Linked DNA regions of Homo sapiens: region 2 is linked to region 1. The links are chromatin loops, found by intact Hi-C in ENCODE. Cell type or tissue: Caco-2. All regions are shown on one strand. Each heading gives the region's core, and the rest is flanking DNA. Links, peaks and the distances in the headings are about the cores only.

What was found. Hi-C counts contacts between places; a loop is a spot of excess contacts. Peaks named below come from ENCODE experiments on the same cell type or tissue, not always from the same donor. Only the 100,000 strongest peaks of a DNase experiment are listed, where the experiment ranks them.
Region 2: a loop joins it to region 1, with 6 times the contacts of the local background. A loop is called at or near these places in 10 of 110 quality-filtered maps.

What each region holds. Positions count from the first base shown.
Region 1 is chr11:93,484,863-93,489,379 of GRCh38, reverse strand. The region is part of intron 2 of SMCO4 (single-pass membrane protein with coiled-coil domains 4); the gene reads left to right. Among named protein-coding and RNA genes, the nearest start is that of SMCO4, 56 kb to the left of the region's middle. In Caco-2, for the core only: no CTCF peak of the experiment used is centred there; a DNase peak (open chromatin) is centred at 2,039.
Region 2 is chr11:93,646,652-93,651,168 of GRCh38, reverse strand. No RefSeq gene overlaps it. Among named protein-coding and RNA genes, the nearest start is that of CEP295, 13 kb to the left of the region's middle. In Caco-2, for the core only: a CTCF peak has its summit at 2,775; no DNase peak of the experiment used is centred there.

The DNA of each region.
Region 1 (4,517 bases), core at 791-3,290:
CTCTTCTTTGAGGAATTATTTTTCATACATAATTATTTTGTCATTATTCCTTATGATGATGACAGCTAATGCTTATATTATACCTACTATGTACCAGTCACTATTCTTGTATATCAGTTTTCTAGGTCCAATTATTAGCCCCATTTTTCAGGTGAGACATCTGAGGCACAGAAAGATTAAGTAACCTGCCTGAGGTTGCAGGGCCGATAAACGGCAGAACTAGGATTTCAGGCCGGCACTGCCTCCGAGTCTTCCCTGTGCTCTTGTTTACTGCAGTCTGGAGAAGAGTTGCTCTCACTGCCTTCTGTCTGCCTGCTGCCACCCTCCCTCAGACTTACTCCAATCTTGCCCCTGACCCCTCTTCACTGAAACTGCTCTGCAAGTCATAGAGGACCTGCATGTGGCCAGACCAGATGGCCAGCTCCCCCTTCCTCAGGACACCTTCTTCATTTGCCTTCCAAGCCACCATCGTCTTCCTGGTTTTCTTCTTGACTCCCTTTTCAGTCTTTTCCTGCTTCCTCTTCAACTCCCCCAAGGTCTAGACTTTGGATTGCTCCAGGGCTTAGTCCCCTACTCTGCACACACTCCACTTCCCAGCTTTAAGGGCCCACAGCTCCCAGGGTCCTGTCTCCAGCCCATTCTCCCTGCTTTGCAGGCGCATGCCTCCAGCTGCCTTTTCATGCCTCTACTAGGGATGGCTGATAGATTGTCAAACTCCAGCTGTCCCCACCCGCCTCACACCCCCTTGCAACTTCCCACCTCTCTCAATGGCAACACCATTCTTCCAGTTGCGCAGGCCTGAGACCTTCAGTCTGTTTTCTTTTTTTCACACTCCATTTCCAATCTCGGTAAATTGTATGCCTCTGCCTTCAAAGTGTACTCGGTATCAGACCACTTTGCACCACATCTACCCGTATCCTGGAACATTAAGTTTTACCTGAATAATTCATTAGCATCTTCACTGATTTCCTTGCCTTAGCCCTTTCACAGCTGCAGTCAGTTGTCCACACAGAGTTCTTTTAAAATGTAAGCAGCACCCTTCTGTGGCCCCATCTTGCCCTCTGCTGCTCCCTCTGTGACCCCTCAGCTCTCCCTTTGCTTTCTCCGGACTTGCTGGCCCCTGCGTGCTTCTCAGACATGCAAGGGATGCCCCGCCTGAGGGTCTGTGCATGGGTCCTGCCCTGCCTGGAAGATCTTCCCCCTGCACAGGTCCCTTCAAGTCTCTGGTCCAGTGTCACTTTCTCATGAAGCCTTCCCTGATCAGTTACTCTAAATTTACAGCCTCTGCGCCTCCAGCAGCACATAGCATCATCTGACACATGCTCTATCCATTTGTTAGTTGTCTGTCTCTCCACATTCCCTGTGAATGAAGACAGCTTCATTACCTGAAGGCAACATTTTTGCTTGTTTTGTTCATAGCTGCATCCTCAACATTGTCCCCTGACATACAGGGTATGCTTAAAAAATATTTGAATGATAGATACTTTTATCTTTGTTTGACAACATAGTAATTGAAGGTCTTAAGAGGTTAAGTTACTTGCCCAGGATCACAGACCCTAGAATTGCCAGGATGGGACTGAAACCCTGACATGCACTTAATTTACCGTGTGCTGCTTTTTCTTGTTGACTAAGGACAATAATACATAACACAGTTACTTTGAGGATGAAATGAATAATGCACAGAAAAGCACTTTATTAATCCAAGTGTGCCAAAAAAATGTGACTTATCTGATTTATTGAGAATGCTAGCTTTCATGTCTCTGTCATTCGGCAACCCACTCAAAGATTCTTTTGTGTTTCTGGATTTTTATTTGGGAGTAGTCAGTGCTGCTGCCACTGCTGCCAAATAACATTTTCTTATTTTTTCTGCCCTTGGTATGAGAAGTGTGTGTGTGTATCTTTTATCTGTCTGTAGCTATGATCCCTCCTCCCCTCCATACACCCACTGGCCTTCAGGTCAAGAGCTTTCCTGACCCCTGTGGCCTGTCGGCAGCAGGGAGCTAGTGGAGCTGGCACCTGTGTGGCTGTCATTGTTTGTTCATGTATATGTTCCTGGGGCAGACGCTTATGTTATCAGCAGGTGCTTTGCGGGTGTCCGGAGTCCCATCTTGCACAATTCTCCTGTCAGCCTGTCTGCCCCCTACCCCCACTCTGCCGCAGACTGGAGTGAAGTGATCACAGGCCCGTTATGGCTAAATACCAGGGACATAAAATGAAGCAAGCACACTTGATGAACCGCAGAGCTGCTGCTCTCAAGTGCAGAATTTATGTCTCCCTGAACCCAGGGCAGCTTCCCTGGGCTTATAGCATAAAGCATAGAGCAGTTTGGCCCTTCTAATGCCTCATATTGTAATAATGACACAGTTACAAGAAGAGATGGTGGAGCTTTCTCCATATATACCCTTCTCGTGTTGTTTATTCATTTGTGTTCCTGATTTTGAAGTGGGAGAAACATGCAGCCACTTCTTAGGGAGCGCCTTCAACTGTTTTTTTCTGAAGACAGGAGAGCTTTGAAACTTTAGAAAAGGAGAACAGCATTGAGAATAGTCTAGTGGTTGGATGTCTGGGCCTGGTTACTGTTCTCACATGGGTTGTACAGTGGGGTGTAATGGGCGTTAGTGTACAGGGACTTAGCATGGACTCCAGGTCTGGTCAAGCTCTTCTCGGCAGGCACCCCTTCAACAGCCTGTGACATCCTTGGCTCCCTCCATGCTGTAGGCCCTGGGCAGTGTAGGGGTGGGTGGAGAGAGTTGCACTTTTCCTGGGGGCCTTCAGAGCAGCCTGGCCCACACTGAAAACTCAAGCGGGATGTGGTGCATCTTTTAACCCAGAATGACTGCCCAGCCAGCGTGTAGCGGCACCTTCCAGGCATCAGGGCTAGCCTGATTGTAAGCAACAGACTTTACCTGCTGCCAAATGAGACATACCAAGAAGGCTTGTGTTCCTCTCACAACCTTCCCTGTGTCCTCAGCTTCCAAAGCTGATGAGCGGGAACCAGGCTTGGACTCTTGATCTGTGTCCCATTGGTCCACATGCCTTGTAGGGGATAGCCTGGCCTCCCTGGAAGCAGCTGCTTGGGGTGGGGGCAACACGGTTTCTGAGCCAGAAAGAGCTTGATTGGAATCCCAGCTGCACTATTGACTTTCTAACCACCTGGGGCCTGCTCTAAGCCTCAGTTCCCTTGTCTGCAAAATGGGGATGAAGGCTGCTGTGAGGCTTGCATGTTTGTGGAGGGCTTTAGTGCAGTCGCTTGATAGGTATTGAGCATTCAGGAAGCAGTAGCTGCTGTTCTTATTTGTAGGGTGGTTGAGAGGCACTGTGGGGTCACACAGGATGGGTGGGCTTTGGAATCACATCTGAGTTCAAATCCTCATTCAGTTGGTCATTCATTAAATACTTAACGAGTACTTATTGCAGGTTTTATAGTGGAGTTGAGATTGTGCTTGTTCCCAGCAGTCTTTGATGTTGGACAACAGCATACTTTACTGAATCCCAGTTTCATCATTTAAATGGGGGTAAAAATACCAATCTTGTATGATTGTGGTGGGAATGAAATAAGTATTTATAAATGGCAGCTAGCTGCTTTATTATTACAGAATTTTCTATTCTAACTCAATGGTTAGTTGCCTAAGATGAACTGCTTGTCTTAAAATATTCCGGCTTTGATATTCAGTCCAGCAGATGTTTGTTGAGCACCTGTTATATAAAAGGCATCATGCCAGCCCAGGAGAATATTATTACCAGCAAGGCACATTTGCAGTCCCCGAGAAGTGGAGACGTCAGAGGCCCAGCCAGCTAGGCAGTAGCTGCCAGTCAGTGCTGCAGTAAAGGTATAAACCAAGTCCTGAGATAGCACTGAGGAGGAAGCTGTTGCTTCTGCATGGAGGAGCTGGCAAAGGCCACATGTGATGGTTGTCCAAAGATGAGAGACTGCACAGGCAGGTGACAGTGTGAGGGAAAAGCGCATTCCAGCATAGATGTTCCATCAGCAAAGGCATGGAGGTGAGAATCCACAGGCAGGCTCAGGTGTGATGGTAATAGTGGGTCATTTGGGTGTGGTGAGGCTGGAAAGAATGAATGGGGCTGGGCTGTGAAGGCTTAGGGAGTTCTCAGCCTTGTGGGCTGAGCCTATGATGTGGAAAGCTTACAGGAGGGCAGTGTGAGCCCCTGACTGCATGGGGCAAGCTGTCCGGTAAAAGTATAATGCCAGCTACTCATGGAATTTAAAACTTTTCTAGTAGCCACATTAAAACAGAAAAGAAAACAGGTGAAATCGATTTTAATAATAGATTTTATTTAACCCAGTATATTCAAAACATTATTTCAACATATAATCAGCATAAATAACTTTTAATGAGCTATTTGGCATTCTTTCTTTTGGTACTAAGCCTTCAAAATCTTGTGTGTATTTTATACCACAGCACAGCTGATTTTGGACCACAGCCATATTGCAGATGTTCAACACATGGCCGGTGGCTGCTGCATTGGCTGCACAGGGTTAGCAGGTCTGGGGTGAT
Region 2 (4,517 bases), core at 1,265-3,764, 160 kb before region 1:
TAGCTCACACCTGTAATCCCAACACTTTGGGAGGCTGAGGCGAGCAGATCATTTGAGGCCAGGAGTTTGAGACCAGCCTGGCCAACATGGTGAAATCCCATCCCTACTAAAAAAAACACAAAAATTAGCTGTGTGGTTGTGCATGCCTGTAATTCCAGCTACCTGGGAGGCTGAGGCAGGAGAATTGCTTGACCCCAGGAGGCAGAGATTGCAGTGAGCCGAGACTGCGCCACTGCACTCCAGCCTGGGCAACAGAATGAGACTACATCTTTTAAAAAAAATTTTTTTCTTTGATATCACTCCACCTCCAACTCCAGCCCATTTTCTTGTTTCCTTAGACACCTGGAATGCTTGACAGAGTTGTTTATTCTTATCAGCCTTGCATCATCTTTTCTTGCTTCTCCTAAACCCACTCCATCAGGTTTTGTCCACATTCCTCCACACATAGTTCTTGCCAAGGTCACCATGACCTCCATGTTGTCAAGCCCTTGGTTTGTCCTCCAACTTCATCTTCCTTGACCTCTGAACCGCACTTGACACCTGATCATTACTTGTTGGAATTCGTTTGCCTTCCAGGACACCACCTTCTAGGAGGCTCTCCTATTTTATTGGCCACTGCTCTTCAGTCCCTTTTGTCTGTTTCTCCTCATCTTCCTGACCTCCAAATCTTGGACTATCGTGGGGTTCCATTCTCAGAACTTTTCTGTTCCTTACCTACATTTGTTCCTTAGGTGATCTCATCTGGACTCAGGACTAAATCCCAGCATTCTACTCCCACATATATATCTCCAACCTAGACCTTTCCCTGAACTCCAGATTCATAACCCAACTGCTTGCCTAACATCTCTACTTAGATGTCTAAGACACATCTCAAACTTGACAAGTGGAAAGCCCTTGATTTTTCTGAGTCTACCTCACCCAAATTTTCTTCCTCGGGCTTCCCCATCTCAATAAATATAATACTAACAAGTGCAAATCTCAGAATCATCCTTGACTCCTTTCTTTTACAACTCACATCTGTATCGTGAGGAAATCCTGATGGCTCTATCTTCAAAACGTATCTGGAACTCAACCACTTTCAGCCACCTCTGCTGTCCTCTCCCCCATCATATCTTATCTGGATTATCATGGCTTCCAAGTGGCTTTTCTGCTTACCAAGAAGTCAGAGGGTCTTTACAAATTCAAGTCATTGCTCATCACTGCTCTGCATAGGGCTCTCCGGTTCTGCCTGTCTCATTGAAAGTAAACCTCACGGTCTTACTATGGCTGACAATGTCCTGCATTATCTCAGAGCACTATCCCTCGGCCCCATCCAACCTGCTTCAGTTTCCATCCTCCCTCACTGTGCTCCAGTTTCACCGGCCTCCTTGCTGATCCTTAGACACACCAACATGCTCCCATCTCCACACCTGTTGTTCCCTCACTTGGAATCATCTCTTCATGGGTATCTCTATGTCTTGTTTCCCTGGTTCCTTAAAGTCTCTTCTCAAATGTGTCCTTAACAGAGAGCCCTTTCCTAATCACCCTGTAGGAGCAGGACATTCCATCTTCTCTTGCCCTGACCATTCTCACCACCAGCACTACCACCACTACCCACCCACCCACCCACACATACACCTCCCCACCACACACACACAGTTTTTGTCATTTGTCTCCTTTGACTATAATGAATGCTTCTTTGCTTATTTTGTTCTTGGCCCAGTAAAGAATATCCCTAACTCCTAATCTAATGCCTTGCACATATAAGAGCTCAGCAAATATCTGTTGGATGAAATAATGAATATTCATCTTCTAGTGTAGTTATCTTTTTATGATAGGTTTTTAGGAGTGGGATTACTGACACCAAGGGTATGAATATTAAAGACATATTTGACACATTCAACCATTTATGTTCCCATCAACAGAGTACTATTGACCCAACTGAAAATATTTGCCTATCAGATTACTAAAGATGAAAAAGTATTGACAAAACCTATCAACTTTGTCAATACTTTTCATCTTTAGTAGTCTGATAGGCAAATATTTACATTTTAGGATTATTTGAATGTTTTTCTGTATATATTTCTTGACCGTTTATATATATCATTTGTGTGAATTCCTAGATTTTATTCTTTGTCCACTTTTCTATTGCAATTATTTCCTGTACTGACTTGTTCTTTCTGCATTAAATCTTTGTTTAAATTGCCATTTTTTTTTCAGTTTAGCATTTGTCTTTTCATCTTATTTTTGGTGTTTTTGCCAAAAAGAAGGTAAATTTTTAATGCAAAATCATTCATTTTTCCCTTGTAGTTTTTGATTTCTCCAATAAGAACATAGTTATGTGAATGAATATTTGAATATTGAGCCTTCTTAGGCTTTCTTGGTAATGTTTATTAAGCATATTCTTTCCTTGGAGGTAAATGTCTTGATAAAGTTTTATATCATGAGTAGGTAGAAGGAGGTGGTACAGCACTACGTGACCCATCAAACATATAGTACCATGAATCTGGGGAGTAGGAATGCTATACCAAGGCAAAGTGACATGAAGCCAATTACTTGGGGAGTTCAGGGAAGGGTGAGCTGGCACAGTTGTTAAACATCTATACGTAAAGCAGGTGTCAGAGGGAGAACATCGTATAGTTCCTGGAAACTGTGCACTCACAAGGTTCTGCTCCGAGGAGAGACACATAAATGAACACAACTCCACAGGTTCTGGAGAAACAGAAAAGTTTACACTGACAGGCTTCTCAGGCAGTAGAATCATATATCCAACAGCAATTTCCCTTGTTTCCTCAGCAGTATTGGCTGACATATATCACCACTAAGTGGTGCTATACATAAGCATAGCTAAGGCAGCTGTCTCCCTCTCATCCCCCTGTGTATCAGGCACTAAAGATGTCCTCAGGTGCAGAAACAATACTTTCTCGTCCCAGTATAAATGGGATGAGTTAGGGTAGCGCTTTCCATCCATTGTCCCACAGATGGGTTAAAGTGTACTGACATATTTATTCCTGGTAAACATGGCTGCTGGTAGAGGCCCTGGGTGGCCTGAATCCCCAACCCTTACTCCTCAAAGTACTGTTTGTGGACTAGCAGCATGGACATTTTCTGGGAGTTTCAGAATCTGCATTGTCACAGATGTCCAGGTGATTTGCCAGGAAGTTCAGAAGCTGTGCCCAAAACAATTGACTCTGGTTTTGAACAACATCATCCTTTAATTCCACTTCAATGTATTATCATTCTTTGTTTCTTGATTGCGAGAACATTTGGAGAGCACTGATTATTATAATCAGACCTAGGAAGATGATCAAACAATGTGGTTGCTGCTATTGTTTTTTAAATTGCTCTGTTTTCTGGAAAAGTATGGACACTATTTATCATTTGATTTTGTGGGCTTTGTAGCCCTCTCTAATTGTTCACATATAATATAAAGCTTGCCCCTTCTTAATGAGACTGTGAGATCTTAAAGAATAAGGACTATTTTATCTTATAACTCTTCCTCATAATTTTTTAATACTATAAAGTGGTGTTTTGCAAACTTTGCATAGGGATCACTGTGGGGAAGGTATCTTGTTAAAATGCAGATTCTTATTTAGTAGATCTGAGATTTGGCATATCAAGCAAGCTCTCAGGTGATGCTGATACTGATGGTCCACGGACCACATTTTGAGCAGCAAGGTTATAGGGTATTCATTTTATTCTCACAATGTGTTTATGAGGTAGGTGAGTTTGATATTATCCACATTTTATAGATGAGGTACCTGAGGAACAGGAAATTAAAGTCATGCCCAAGATCCCATAGCTAGTAAGTGATGGAGTTGGATTTCCCATGGTGTTTGCCTCTTATAACCCATTCTTCCTTTGCACAGTAAAGGATAGAAGGGCAATGGAGACTGGCTCTAGAATTGCTAGAGGCTCTAGAGCAGCCTAGGGTCTAAGGCAAAAATTTTTTATCTCCTCTTTGGATGGCCATGACTCAGATAGTGTGTTTTAGACTGGCATTATGGTGAATAAGAGTTTTGTACCAGGGGGACATTTGGACACTTTCTCAGTGGCTACAAAATAAGTTTTACCCAAGATACTTATTACTTTACATCTATCTATTCTGGATCACTTGTAGCACTTTAAAAACATAGATTCCTGGGCTCCACCGAGAAGATACCAAATCAGCATCTTCAGAGACAGGAGTTCAGGCATCTGCATTTTTTTCATTTAAAATTTTTTAAGGGACCGGGGTCTTGCTGTGTTGCCCAGGCTGGTCTTGAGCTTCCTGGTTTAAGTGATCCTCCCACCTCAGATGTGCCACCACACCTGGCTTGGCATCTGCATTTTTCAAAGCACCACATGTGATTCCAATGGATGATGAAGGTTTCGTAAAAATCACTGCACACTCTCTCTTTCCATCTTCACCAAGCTGAATAATGGAAGAGCTAATGATTATTAAAACTTACTGTAGGCCTGCTAATTGCCCAACGTGTGGATAGAGGACCAGCAGCACTGGCTTTACTAGGAAGCTTGCTACAAGAAGTAAGAATCTC